2 separate regions of the Homo sapiens genome follow, and region 2 is linked to region 1. The links are chromatin contacts, found by Hi-C or POLR2A ChIA-PET in ENCODE. All regions are on one chromosome and are shown on one strand. Each heading gives the region's core, a stretch centred on a gene start or an enhancer-like site at or near the end of the contact. The rest is flanking DNA. Distances are from core to core; before and after follow the strand shown.

The links. A loop is a pair of places that touch in the nucleus more often than their neighbours do. ChIA-PET counts read pairs that join two places held with the same protein, here RNA polymerase II (POLR2A). Pooled maps may share reads with other maps.
Region 2: a loop to region 1 is called in a map of mammary epithelial cell, with 4 times the contacts of the local background. The contact joins two enhancer-like sites. A Hi-C loop is called at or near these places in 3 of 168 maps with a recorded cell type or tissue (HCT116, IMR-90 and mammary epithelial cell) and 1 of 50 pooled maps. POLR2A ChIA-PET finds 5 or more read pairs at or near these places in 4 of 52 experiments (AG04449, AG04450, BJ and 1 more).

The regions. Positions count from the first base shown.
Region 1 is chrX:45,709,078-45,716,707 of GRCh38, reverse strand. No RefSeq gene overlaps it. Among named protein-coding and RNA genes, the nearest start is that of MIR221, 33 kb to the left of the region's middle. RefSeq lists an enhancer at 6,487-6,586. Within about 2 kb of position 6,192, at least 6 of the 41 ENCODE cell types and tissues checked have a DNase peak (open chromatin) inside an H3K27ac peak, as active enhancers do; they include HCT116 and mammary epithelial cell, where a contact is called at or near this core.
Region 2 is chrX:45,665,953-45,673,301 of GRCh38, reverse strand. No RefSeq gene overlaps it. Among named protein-coding and RNA genes, the nearest start is that of MIR221, 77 kb to the left of the region's middle. Within about 2 kb of position 4,106, at least 3 of the 41 ENCODE cell types and tissues checked have a DNase peak (open chromatin) inside an H3K27ac peak, as active enhancers do; they include HCT116 and mammary epithelial cell, where a contact is called at or near this core.

The sequences.
Region 1 (7,630 bases), core at 4,943-7,442:
AATATTTAGAAGATCAATATTTATTATAACTGTGTTTGAAGGAAAATGAATGAATTGAATAAAAAATTAGAAGTGAATAAATGAGGAGACATGATTTCTGATTTCTTTTCCCTTTTCTCCACGTTCTTACAGTGCCTTCTCTCTGATGTTGGCCCACTCTCCTACATTTAAACTTTATCACTCAACCCATCCATCTATCCATCTACTAGTCCATCTATCAAATGTTACTGAGTGCCAGGGATAAAATGAATTGTAAGACAGGGAACATCCTACAATGTACTTACATATGGTGGGTGGGAGTTCTGTTATTGTAGAGGCCTGAATAAAATGCTGAAGCATTGTGGAGGGCAGAGTCATTAACTTGGGGCAGGGCTGGGGCACAGATTAAGGAAGGCTTCTCTCAGGAGAAAACATTTGAAATGAGTATTGAAGAGTGAGTAGCATTTGGCTAGGTTGAGATGGGAAGGAAGAGGTATTTGAGAGGGAGGTAAAGACCTAGGCCAAGGTGAGTGTGGGGAAAAGGTCAGTCCTATTTCTGGAGGGGTAAAAAGCTGACTGTGTCTGGGGTCAAGGGGCTGGAAGGTGGCACGGCAGGAAATTAGGCTACAGAGGTGGTTGGAGCCAGCCTAAGAACTCTGAGTGCTAAAACAGTGTCTCCCAAGAGCCTGAAGTTTCATAGCATGGAAATGACATAATCAGATGTGGGTTTTTGAGCTCTCTAGAGGAGGCAGGTGGCAAGAAGTCTCCACAGGATGCTGCTGAAGTCATCCAAGAAAGGATACTAGTCCCTGAACTCAGACAGGGAGGATGCAGACTAATCCAAGAGACATTTCTGCAAGAGAATTGGAAATGTACAGTGACTGGTTGTATGTTGAGAATGAATGAGAGGGAGACATAAGGATAAATGCCTCTAGGTTTTTCAATTTGAGAGAACTGGCAGATGTCATGTAATTAACTGAGATGGAGACAGAAGACAGAATAGGTTTGAATTAGCTTTTAGTTCCACTGAGTTTAGAGTTTTTATGGATCACTCATGTGGAGAGATAGAACAGGAAATTGGACCTCGAGAGAGGTCTGAGAGTCAATGGCACAATGCCATGGTTAGAATGATCACAATTGGTTTGATCATGGTGCATAGAATGAGCAGAAAGTAATATGACATTCTTGTTCTCTGAAAAACTTTAATGAAGAATTTTGTACTTCAAATATCTATCAAGCAAAGATACTCATGCAGGCCAATTTCTGAGTATCCCAGTGCAGGAGATAAAAGTCTGCCGTAATATTCTCTCAGTAGGCAAAGGGTTTTAAGGTATTCTCATCAGCTGTCATGAATTCTAGAATTTTACACAGTGTAATGTTCTTCAGTCAAAATGAAAAAATCAGAGACAGGCATGTATTGTCTACAGACTTTCTAAGCAGTGACCACTGGAACAGAAAAGTAAGAAGAGCATCTGAAAGAGAGTCTCAGGAGTCAATGCTGAGCCCTTTTCAAAGAGTTGCTATTTTAAGTCCAGCTCTGATTTAAATATTCCTGGTACTGAATAAGCAGGGGAACTTGGGAAAGCCTGAGTCACCCTCACACCCTTAGCTGGCTTCATAAAGCAAGACACATTCTGACTTGGCCATTTTATGAGCCTGTGAAAGTGAAATCTATTTGAGGAAGAAGTGATTTGGTGTGACCTTTAAGCAGTGGAAAAGAAAACACTTGCCACTTCCGGAGGGCTTCCTCAGAGGAAGCGCTGCCTCAGGCAGTAGAACCCCACTGGCATTTCCCAATCTCCTGAAATATCAGAAATATTGGCTACAACATTTGCGTTCATAAGGACTACATGTTTGAGAATTATTGGTGGACAACTTTGTTAATGTCAATCTGTCCAAAGCTCTAATTAAGTTCTTCCCTTCCTCGACTAAGATGGTCCAAGGTGAGCAGACAGTGTTATATATTGTGAGGAAGCTCCCTTTCCCCAGGCTACAAGATGTAGGCAGAGAAAATGAAGAGCCCAGTTTTCCAGAATCCTAATTCAGGAAATCCCTCAGACATGGCATGGTTCCATTCCTGTATTCCAGTGTCAGACATTCAGTGGCATGGCCACTTAGTTTTCAGACTGAGACCAGATTTGGTGGTTTTTGTGTCTTTCATAGAAGTAGACAGCATGAAGAAACTTCTTGATTTAGTGCTACCTGGAATGAATGATTCTTAAATACAACACAGATTACAAAATGGTCAGGATTTGCCATCACATGCTTTAAAAGTTTCTTCTTTATATCACTGGAAGTTGTTGATGGCAATGAAAATATGCAATAGTAACTCTTCAGTTACTATTCTTCAGAAACTTCTAGACTTGCAAACACAACCCTGAGAGGAGAGACTGTTGTCATCCATCTGAGAATATTTGGAAGGTACCTGATAAGGTAGAAGCTGATCTTCAAAGAGTTTAGAAATTCTTGGCAAGTGGAGCCTGTCCTGGAAGTTGGGGCTTTCTGTCTTCTGGGAAATGAGTGCCTGAAAACAATGGTGGATGGGCAACTACAGGTTATGTCTACAGATGTCCAGTGCGAGGCTTCTGCAATGAATCCTTTGACTGAAATGCACAGAATGCTCAATGGAGTAAAAGCCTTGAGTCTTTTGTATCCAAAATTCACTGTGTGGAACAACGAATCACCTTAAGGATGTGGTATGAAGGGTTAGGGAGAAGAAGCTCACACTCAAAAGACCACCACCCTTGTTCCAAACCTCTACTGATCCCTGAACTTCTACTACCAGTCATTCTCTACTTTCCCACTTTTTGGAATTTATGGAAGAAAAAAAAGGTGTTGCCACCAGGCTGTGGATTAATTGATCATATTGACTCCCTAGTTAATTTCTGGGCCATTGGTTGGGAAAAGAGAATGCAAGGAGCCCAAAAAAACTACCTAATCTACAGTTTTGCTTACTTATTATACGGCCTGATGAAACATTACCTTAGAAGTGAGAATGCCTTACAATACACTAGTTTTTGGTGGCCATTTTATTGGATATTTACTATGTGCCAGGTTTTGTACTAAGCATTTCATAAGCACTATTCTTATAAAAGAACCTGAGAGATGGGTAGTATGACTATTTTACAGATAAGGAAACTAAGAGTCCCTGAGGTTAAATGATTTAACCAAGGTCACTGAGACCCAAACCTAGGTTTGTGTAACTCCACTGTCCGATTCTGCTTAGACTTTTGTTATATCTTTAACCAGCTGTCTTAGTCAACTTGAACTGCTATAACAGAATACCACAGACTGGGTGGCTTAAACAACAAACACTTACTTTCTCACACTTCTCAAGGCTGAAAGTCCAATATCAGGGTGCCAGCGTGGATGGGTTCTGGTTAGGGCTCTCTTCCTGGGTTGCAGAAGACTACCTTCTTATTGTATCTTCAGATGGTTAAGAGAGGGATCTCAATTTCATATCTCGTCTTATACGGGCACTAATCCCATTCACAAGGGCTCCACCCCCCCCCAATACCTAATTACCTCCCAAAGACCCCTCTTCCAAATACCATCCCACTGGGGAGTAGGGCTTCAATGTATGATTTTGGTGGGGCCACACTAAGTTCATAGCATCAGTCATAATAATATTTTTCTTCATACTTAAAAATGTGGCTCCCCCTCAAATAGCTTTTAGATGATTTTCCACTAGTGTTTATGGGTTTGCATGCATCCATCCTCACTGTTTGACTCAGTCTCCACTGGGGCCAGCTTTTGCCCACTCTCACTTGTATATACCTCTTGCTTCATCCAAACTAAAATATTCCATGTTCCCATACACGCCCCATGCTTTTCATTGTGTTTCCTTTTGCAAAAGTAGAAACATAGGGGTGGAGGGTAGAAAGAGCTGCATAGTGTTCATCTTTTGCTCAGTGTTGAGGCAGGAAGAAGCTGAAGACATTGTTTTAAGGAGGGCTGTATCAGACATGAGAAACATGACACAGCCTCATTTCCATGTGTATGACCATGGAGGGCAAAAGGCCATTCTCCACAGTTCTCTGTAGTATCAATAAGGCTTCAATCCCAGAGGTCAGAAGGGACCATGACACCATCATGGTCTCCATTGTAGCAGCTTTGCGGACACGGAGAAAAGCACCTAGGAAGGTACACTGTACTCACAGAGAAGGTGGTGGTCTGCAGAGTGGGCATGACTGAAGTGCTGTCCCTCTCAAAACATTGGATAAAGACCAGAATGGAAGAAAAAGAGAGTACAGTACGGAAACACAGATTAAACTCTCTGTAAGATCCTGGAAGTAACTAGAATGATTTGGGAGGGGGCCACTTTTGGTGCTGAGGCCCAACATTATCCAGAGTTGTCAAAGAAATCTGAGTTATCCCCATTCTGTGACCTCACCCTCATTCATACAACCAGCTGGTGGGGATTGGGCAAGATTGAGTTCATTTATTTGGGAAACATGTCTCATATACCTAATATGTGCCAGACACTGCAAAGCTCTGAAGATCCAAAGATAAGGCTCAGTCCCTGCCCTCTCAGGGCTTACATCATGGTAACAAGTCTACTTCTTATGTCCACGGAGGCTTTGCACTGTATATCTCTTAGACTTTTGTCCCAGGGTTGCCACCAGTGGCCACAGAGATTGTTTTCTACACAGAGATTTTGATGTGAATGGCAACCCCTATAGTTGTATATTGCATAGCCTGCACAACCTGCACAACTGCACATGGTGGCCCTGTTTGCCCAAATAATTTCCCCCTAAAATACCTTCCCCTGCAACTCTGCCTTCCAAATTTTTCCAGACGCATCTCTGATCTGAACTCCTCTTTCCATCCTGGCCTTACCACAACCCCCAAGGCATTCCTTTTTCCTCAGACCTCCTTTGATATTTTCTGCCTGTAGAGGTAAACTGAAAATTAAACAGGGCCTCCATGGACCCTTTCTTGTTTTGAGTTTTTTAACTATTAGTTTAGCCTTGTGTTTGTTTAGCTTTTTGCCAACCTGACTCTTATCTCCCTGCATGGTTTTTGGTAGTAAGGGTAAGAACTGTGTCCTATCCATCTTTGTGTCTCCCCAAAAGGCTTTGCACATAATTGAAATTCAATAGGACAAAAGAAGAAAGTGGTATTTAAAATGAGAGACCTTTCAAAGAGTGAAAGATGCCAGTTGAAATGGAGTGTTTGTGACAAAAATCTTCAGTCAATACGTTTTTCAAATTCTTTCAGTGTTGACTCTCAAATATTTATGCTAATGACAACCAGGAAAAGCACAGATATTGGAAATGTACCAAACCAAGACTAATTCTGGCCAACTCATTCTTTTCATCAAAACTTCTGTAAGAGTATCTAACAAGAAAAGGTTCAGGCACCACTGACCTCTCGCAACTCTCCCTCAAGGGAGTCAAGCTCAATTCATGCCTCAGGTTCAAACCATTCGTGGGAGGTCCAAAGCGTGGCGATCTGAGGGTACAAGAGAGAGGGAGGAAGATGGAGGGAGAAAGTGAAAAGGCAAAGGATCTGAAAATGAAAGAAAACATATATCAGTTGTTTACACAGAGCTTGGATTTAGAATCTTTAGATCAGCTAAGGTCATTTCCAATTAATTACTTACGTGATTTTATTCTTATAAAGAACGGCTACTTTTTCCACAAAAGGAAAGGAAGGAAGAAAAGAAAGAATGGAAAGAATGGAAAGAAAGAAAGAAAGAAAGAAAGAAAGAAAGAAAGAAAGAAAGAAAGAAAGAAAGGAGGGAGAGAGAGAGAGAAAAGAAAGAAAGAAAGAAAAAAGGAAAGAGAGAGAGGGAGAGAGGGAGGGAGAAAGGAGAGAGGAGGTGGAGAGATGGGGGAGAGAGACAGAGCGCAATCAAAAGGGTAGGGCAAAAGGGAGCTCTCCAAAAAGACCATTATTTGCCTTTTTGGTATTTTATTGAAGTTCAATATGGTTTAATTGACACAGGAGTCTGGAATGCTCTGAAACTGTGACTAAGGGGACAGCCTCTCTGGGTAATTTAAGCTTCCTTTCTCATTCATAACCTCAACCACAAGGTTGAACTGGCACCCTGTTCTTTTTGAATTTCATGAGTAAAAAATGCACTGAAAACCATTACTCTAGCCAGAATGAGTGCTGCTTCCTCCTGATCCACTTACTGACAAATAGTACATCCTAAACCAGGTAGCTGACTAAGTCCTTAGTCACAGAAACAGAAGTTCTTCATCCGATCAGCCTTTTCCTCTCCCCGTTGGCCAGGCTGCCCCATCTGCTCTGAGACACTGGAGCCCCTTGAGTAAATTAGAAACCCAACTTCAGGGCAGTGAGTTACAAGCAGAAAAACCCCAGCATCCTGTACACTCTGACAGTAGCACCACACAAGGACATTTAGGAAAGAAAATGCAAATAGCTTGACATAAACTAAGAATTAGCAGCCTCTGTGGTCTGATACTAGGGAGTCTGGGAAGGCCCTAATGTCACCCCCACCATCACCACCACAGGGCTGTGGCCTTCTGGAGTAAAGCTCTTATCCTTCCTCAAAGGTCAAGTGATTAAGGCCTCTACCACTTTATTACTCACATCTTCATGTGAATGCATAAACTGAAAGGCATGGACAGGGAGAGAGAGAGAGAGGAACAATGTGGGTTAGAGGGTACATTTCAAACCCCAAATCAGAAGTCTTGAAGTGCAGGGTACCTTTGGGAAAGTGATTTCATTTCTCTGGGCACCATCTTCACGCGAAAGTTGATCTAGCTAGATAATTTTTACATCTGTCTCTCTTCCTTCCTGTCTTCCATTCTCTTTCTTTTCCTTTCTTCTTGTCTACGAGTATTTATTGAGCCCCTACTATGTGCTACACTTTGTTCTAGGCATTGTGAATATCACTGTAAACAAAATAGGCTAAGTCTGCATCCCATGTAGCTTACATTCTCATAGGGGAAACATAATAAGCAAAGAAATACATAATGCAGATAATTCTCACTTTGCATTGTTTTGATATGCATGAATTTTGATTACCATGGTTTATTTAACACCAGGTTCCCAACAAAACAGTTCAAATTTTAGTCACCACAGCATATTAATTGTGAGTAACTGCTGCAAATTTCACTGCTAGCTCTCCAGGCCACAAATGGCTATGTAAGTGACAAATGTTCATCATAATCAGTGACCAATCGCATTACTTCTTTCAAAATCATTCAGTGATTGGTCACTGTGCATCTGTTACTCAGTTCACACAAGGAAAGCAAAGCCTGTAGCTGTGTTGCCTCTTTGTCTCCCAGTGGTAGAGAGATACTTTAGGCAAAATAATTGAACTTCTAAAGTACTACTACTGTTGGATAACACTCCAGGTCAACCTGATTCTCTTAAATGGAAATGTGAAAATTTGCTTTTTACACCCAACACAACCTCATTAATCCATCCAATGGACCACGCAGTTATTTCAAATTTGAAAGCCTATTAGATGTACTTTCAGACAGACTAGGAATGCTCTAACTAGAAATCATGCCATTTTTTTAGCTGAGTTTTGAAAGAAATATGACATAAGGGACGTACTTGAACACATTCAAGCATCATGGCAGGAAGTAACAACAAGTAGTATGCCCGCAGTATGGAAGGAACTTTTCCTATGCCATGCAAGTAACTTTATGGGCTTCTAATAAAAGGTAAA
Region 2 (7,349 bases), core at 2,857-5,356, 41 kb after region 1:
CTATGATGATGGCCCCCCAGAAGCATCCTGGTTGGGCATCTGCTGCACTGCAAGCAGGCATGGCCAGGCTGGGGCCCTGGCAGAGGTCCGAAGACAGGAGGCACTTAGATTGGACTGGCCCCATTGCATGGGCAAGACCACCCTGCTCTGTCCAGATCTGACAATCACCCTAAGCATAAAGTCTCCGGAAGGAGTGTGGCAAGCCTTGGGGGAGGGGTATCTCTGGCCATGCTCCATCACAGACATTCCAGCACTAAACTCTCTGGGCTCTGAACAGGCTAGAATCCTGCCCCTATCACCTCTTTAAGGAGCTTTTGCTGCCAGCTCAAGTGTCCATGGGGGTTGTGGGGTCTCCTGCTGCCAGGATTCCAGAGGTTTGTGACAAGAGTGGGCCACTGCTCACTTGTTCAACTCACCCCTTCCCCAGGAGTCACTGTGGGCCAGGAACAAATCCCGGTGCTTCATAGCACCATGCAGGGTTCCTAGCTTCCTCCTGCTTCAGCCCAGCAACTGAGTTCTCCCTCCATCCACTTTTGATGCCTTCCTTCTGAAGATCTGCTTGGAGTGTGCCAGTGTTCCCAATGTCCCAGGCTCTTTGTTGGGGATGATCTTCCTGGCTGCCTCTAGTCAGCATCTTGTCTGCCCTCCCAATGTGATGTTTCAATATTTGTATACATTGCAGAATAATTAAACCAAGTTAATTAACATAAGGCCCACCAAATTAGACTTGAGTCCCTACTGAATTTGGCCACTGTTGTGAGAAGGTGTTCTTTATCGGTGTGTATTTTCTGTTGTTGTTGACAGTGTTTCTCCAGATTTTGATAGTTTCTTCTAAAATGGGGTGAGCCACGTATAACCTAGACAATTTCTTTTGAGGTGAATTTTTATAATTTATCCCTAGACAGCAAATCATAGAATGCTTCTATTGTGGAGTGAATTGTGTCCTTTCCCACCAAATTCATATGCTATAGTCCTAATCCCCAGTAGACATTGGACTTTCATCTGACCAGAGGTATCAGGAGCGACCAGTGCTTCAGGATTCTCAAACATGAGCTTGAATTAATGCAAGAAAACTCTGAGCCTACACATTCTTATTTTATTTTACTTTATTTTATTTTAATATTCTGTATGGCAAAGTGGAAAGTATGCATAAGGCACTTCTACTATGTACTCAAGCTCAATTGTTGTCTCAAGGAAAAGTACATGTGCAATTGAGTTTTTTCATGGACAACCATTTTCACTTGAATGAATGACTGATAGATAAATCATGGTTGTTCAGACTTGGGTATTTGGCAGATATTTTCTTGAAAATGAACAAAGTGAGCTTGTTATTTCAAGGAAAACAACTGGCAATATGCGTTGCCAAAGATAAAATTCCAGCTTTCAAGAAAAAAATTGGAATTTTGGAAAGCTTATATCTGCCCCCATGAGCTTGTCAGCTTCCCAATATGTAAAGACATTTTCTGATGAGATTGTTGTTTATATTAACAAATATGATTCAAAAATGTATATAATAAAATGTCAACATTTGAGATATCTGCATAACTTGGTGAACCAATATTTTCCACATGACCAATTCATAGTTTTATAAAATCATTCGTGAGTAAAAAAATACATATTTCAAGTACAAAATAGAACAATGAATTTTAATGTAACAGATGATGAAATGCTCATTGATATGGTCTCAGATCTATGTTGCAAGTAACCTTTATGCAGCTACCACTCGCATTTTGGTATAGTTTCAAAGAATATTCACAATTATCTAAAAAGGCTACTAAAATACCCCCTCCTTTATCCAACTACACGTTTGTGTAAGCTGGATATTTTTTACATATATACTTTGATCAAGACAACATATTGCAACAGCTAGAATTTAGAGGCAGATATGAGAATCCAGGTGTCTTCTATTTTTATTTATTTATTTTTTGAGATGGAGTCTCACTCTGTTGCCCAGGCTGGAGTGCAGTGGCGCGCTCTCGGCTCATCACAACCTCTGACTCCCAAGTTCATGCGATTCTCCTGCTTCAGCCTCCTGAGTAGCTGGGACTACAGGCACGCACCACCATGCCCAGCTAATTTTTGTATTTTTAGTAGAGACGTGGTTTCACTATGTTGGCCAGGCTAGTTTCAAACTCCTGACCTTGTGATCTGCCCACCTCGGCCTCCCAAAGTGCTGAGATTACAGGCATGAGTCACTGCACCTGGCCCCAGCTGTCTTTTATTAATCCAGACAGTAAAGATATTTGAAAATGTAAAATAATGTTATTCTTCTCACTAATTCTTTTGCTTCAGAAAAAAATAGCAATTTTTCATAAAATATTTAACTTATAATAAGTTTATTATTATTTCAAAATTAATTTATAGATTAATATTTTTCAAATTTAATTTTAATATGGCAAGTATCAATAAATATAACCTACATTAACCAAAGCTTGTTAGGATCCTCAATAATTTTTGAATGTGCAAAAAAATTCTGGGCTCCAAATATTTGAGAACTGCTGATATAAAGGAACAGAGCTGTGTTTCCCAAAGTAAGCTCAGGGAACTCTTTGCGTCAGAAACACCCAATTCGCTTGTTATAAAATACAGATTTCTGGGCTTTGTGACAGATTGAATCAGGTTTCTTAAAGGGTCAGCCTGTATTTGTTTTCAATTTTGAAATTTCCAAACAAAGCATTACTTGAATTTAATAAAATTAAGGTAGACCCTTAATAGTGTGGCCAGTTTTATCATCTGAGATTGTAGACAATCAAACTGAATACAACACCTGTTGTATCAGAGATCCAAACCTCAGGAATTATGGCCATGTTTGCACAAATGCAGTGATGAGAGTTCTTTAGACAATATTTTCTGCAAAAATAACTTACATATGGAGAGAAATTGACATATAGATGTGGATTGCATTTGACATGTCTTCTCCAGTTACCTGTGGAGCAGAGTACATATTCTCAAGGCTTTCATTTTTTCTGCTCCAGCATAAAAGCCAGCCACTGTGGTGGCCATTTGAGATGAGGCAGGGGAGGGGTTGGTGCAGTGAGGCTGGGTTGAACACAGAAGAGTGGATCTTGGCAACTAAGACATACAGAAGCCAAGCTAAGGAATGTGTTTTTCTGAAAAGCCACATCTGGACCCCTGGTTAACATCCTGCCTGATCTTTTGCCTCAGACAAGAGACCAACCACATAAAACACACAGAGTGTGGAGATTTGGCCCATCTTTGATTTGTCAGCTATAGTAATACAAATTCAAAGCACTTTGGCTCTACGCATAAATATGTATACACATGCACAGTCACATTTGTGTGTGTTTTTATGGGGGCGCGGGTGGGAATTTCAGTACTCAACTGGGAACCATGTCTCCCTGTGGTCTGCCTCCTGGATAACATCCAGTCTCCTTCTTTGTGAACTATTAAAACAGACAAGTCTGCAGGCTCCTGTTGCTGGAATAAGCTAAACAATGGCACGGGATAGAAACTAAGATCTGGAAATGTGTTTTTGGTACATGGCCCATGATTTCTTGTGCCTTTTTGTGATATCTTCGTTATAGGCATGAGGGCATTTTTACAAAGTCAACCTGCAGTTGTGTGATTTTATAACACGCAGTTCACTTGTCATTTTCCTTTGTCTTATTGATGGAGCTTTGTGTCCATCTCCCATCCCTTCCCCAACTCTACAATCCTGTCCTGGCCATATACATCCCAACATGGTTTCATTCTGATCAAAATTTCTTCTCTTTGATGTCTCCTGAGTTATGTGCAGCATAAAACATTAAGAGGTTTTGTTGTTTTTATTTTTTTCCATAAAGCAAAGGATTTGGCTTACAATTCACTTATGTGTTACACAAGTAAGAAATATAGGTATGGAATATTGATTTGAGTAAAGAAGTCAAAGAAACAGTATCGAGAGTCTATAGTGGCCAAAAATGTTGGAAGGATGAGTTAGACTTGTGTAAGCTTCGAATGCAGGTCAGTATAACAGGCTGCATTCGTGGCTTATTATTGTAGTGACTGTTTCTCCCTTAGTACATTATCTCCTTGTACTAGCTGGGCTGCTAGCCAGAGAATGATACACTGACTGCTCACAGCTCCCTCCTGCCTTCCCACCCTTTTCACCCCTCTTCTAAGAGGTCCTCTGTGACCACACCCCAACTTTACAACTTCCCTGGAGCACCAGAACATCATTCCTTCTTCTTGCCCAGATTAAACTTATATTAAGGGCAGTCTACATGATGCTGGGCATTCATTATATGTTATTCCACTAGATTATTGCCACAATTCCATGAAGTAGTAATTATATAGCCCCTTTTCACAATTAAAGTGAATGCCAAATAAGTGATTTCCTTGTGGTTACAATAGCTAGTGAGTATCAGAGGAAAGAATTCTGGGTGTTCATACCACTGGACTCCCAACTCCCACCCACCTCTACAACTTCGCCTTTCCTGCATTCCCCAAGTGGATGTGGTGAACTAACATAGTCTAAGCAGCGAATGAGTGATGAGTGCTCAATATGCTCCCCACAAGGGGGATTTTGTGTCTTGAAGGAGAGGCCTTAGACATCGGAAAGATTGCTAAACTTCTAGAGGAGTAGCAGAAGGTAGGGGACATGTTTGGGGTCAGAAGGAACCTCCCCAGGAACCTGAAATTGTACCACGTAGAGAAGTGTCACGATTTGGCAATCCTTGGTCCATGTCTGACAAATAGAAATATTTGTTCCTTGGGCTCATGTGGTGTTTTTAAAAACTTGAATATTTGCCAGCAGTTAGAAATTAGGAGATTCAATCTAAAAATCTAGATTTGTAGGTTTTCTCCGCAAATTGGATTATATAACACCACAGGATCTATATTTTTCAATGAAAGCGACTGGCCAGAGCTTCCCTCTAAAGAGGGTCAAGCTCTTACATCATCGCGAGGCTTACCAATCTCCTGGCTTATTTCACTTATTCCTGTGCCACTATAGTCATTTGAGTTTGAGACTCCTGAAGTAGATGAAGGTCTCTTCTGCTCATGAGAGGGGCATCATCCCTAGAGGTGGAGGCTGTGAAGAGGCATGGAGGCTGAATTTCCATTTTCCTATTTTCCTTCAAGAAAGGAGTCAACAAATACATCAGCCTCCATATCTCAAGGCTGGAAAACATTTGACAAAAATAAGGCCTCTGTAAAATAAAATGTGCCTTAGCTTTGTGAGCAGGACTCCGTAAAATAAAATGTGCCTTAGCTTTGTGGGCAGGACTCTGCAGTCTGATAAAGCAATGTTCCTATCAAGATTCAGACCTTTGCCTTGATCATGATTTTTTTTTTTTTTTTTTTTATGAAACAAGGTCTCTACCCAGACCAGAGTGCAGTGGCACAATTACAGTTCACTGCAGCCTCCAACTCCCAGGCTCAAGTGATCTTCCTGCCTCAGCCTCCAAAGTAGCTAGGACTACAGGCATGAGTCACCATGCCTGGCTAATTTTCAAATGTTTTGTAGAGACAGGATCTTGCTTTGTTCCCCATGCAGAGCTCAAACTCCTGGCTTCAAGTGATCCTGCCTTGGCCTCCCAAAGCACTGGGATTACAAGCGTGACCCACCACACCTGGCCTGCTTCAATCATAATAAAGGTGGTGAGGGCCAGAGGGAGTTGGCAGCTAGCTACTTTTACCACCACAATTTGCAAAAGGGATTGAAAACTGTCCAGGCCCACAGAAAAGGCAATAAGCCCATAAAATTCACAGGACTTCACCCACTTTTATAAATATCATCCCCTCATCTAACCTGGTCCTCCCAATGCCCACTCACGGGGAAACTGACTCCCTCTGCTGATCCTAACTGTTCGTGATGATTCTCTGGCCAAGGCCACATTTGAAAAGCCATCAAAACTAACATTTGCATTGTAAAAATCATACTCGTAATCATAATCATAGCAGTCATTGAACTTTATAATGGGCACTATGCTAAGCTCTTCCAATACGATATCTCATTTAATCCCTACAACAATGTTAAAATTGGTTATCATTATTATTCCCTTTCTACAAATGAAGAAACAGAGACCAAAGAGATTAAGTAATTTGCCAAAGATAACACAGATAAAACATCTTGGAGTCAGATTTCAGGCCCAGATATCAGGGATAGTACCCCTGATACAATGGGCAAAGAAGGCTTTCATCTATATTAATTTTTGAAAGCTTTAACTGAAAATTCACAGTAACTAGATAAGATGTTAAGCCTTGCTAATTCTGCCTGCTTTCTTTTCACAGTAAGTGCATAATATATCTACCCTGCTCTCTATTTTCCCTTGCACTTGGTTGATAATAGAGCAGCTAGAACCCTAGTTATATTTTGGATAGTTCTTTTTGTACTTTTTGACATAAGATTTCAAATACTGCTCCCATTCTTTTGCTTATTACCACGTGTGCTTGGTAATAAGCACTTTGGCTCAGTGCTTGATCTCAGTGATCCAGCAATTTGTCCCACTGCAAATACCCTTCATTTCACATGTGCCGTATTGGGAACTCTGTTTAATCAGAGTTTGTTTGACATGTGCTGGGAATTTAGCAGTGAGTAGGAAAAGTTGAGCAGATCTTCAGCCTCTGTTCAAGTCCAGGTAGAACTTTCACCTTAACTGGAAATGACTTAAATCTTATATATAGAGAAGTATGGTGCTTGCATGTCTCAATGATTTTATATATTATATTCTAACAGCCATAATTCTTCTGTTTTACTTGGGTCTTCATGGGAGGGAGAAGCTTCATTTCCTTATTCTCAGAGGGTTATTGTTTTCTCCAAAGAAAAATGTGGTGTGTGCTGAGTTTTGTTTAGGTGGCAACAGAAAAGAGACGTGCAATTCCAAGTTTTTAAAAATTTGAAGTTGAGTGGGTGGCTTTGAAATGTCATAGAAATCAACTCAATTAGATGTTTGGCTGGAAAACATCAGGATGCATTAACACTGCTTAGGCTGGCTTCCTATAGTCTGAAACAATGTTGCACAAAAAGCATATTCAGAAGCATTGCTTGTAGGAAAATTGCTACATAAAGCAGGACTGGGCAGGATGGATTTGGGGGATGGAGAGAAAGAACCTTTTTGGATATGGGCCAGAAGTTAAAGGGGAGTTAGTGATAAAACCAAGGCAGCACTTTTGTGTATCAAAGCACAGACTTCACCTTTGAATTACAAAGCAGGTGCCATGAGCAGGTGGCCTGTAGGTTCACCGTCAGTCACTATCCACACTTCCAAAACATGAGGGTACTCTGTTGGGCCCTCTAGTTGCTCTGCTTACTGGGACTAGGAAGATCAAATAAGGTAGGAGAATAATGAAGAGGAGAAATAATAGTAAACTAAAGAAAATGAGGGGCCAAACAGGGGTGGGATGTG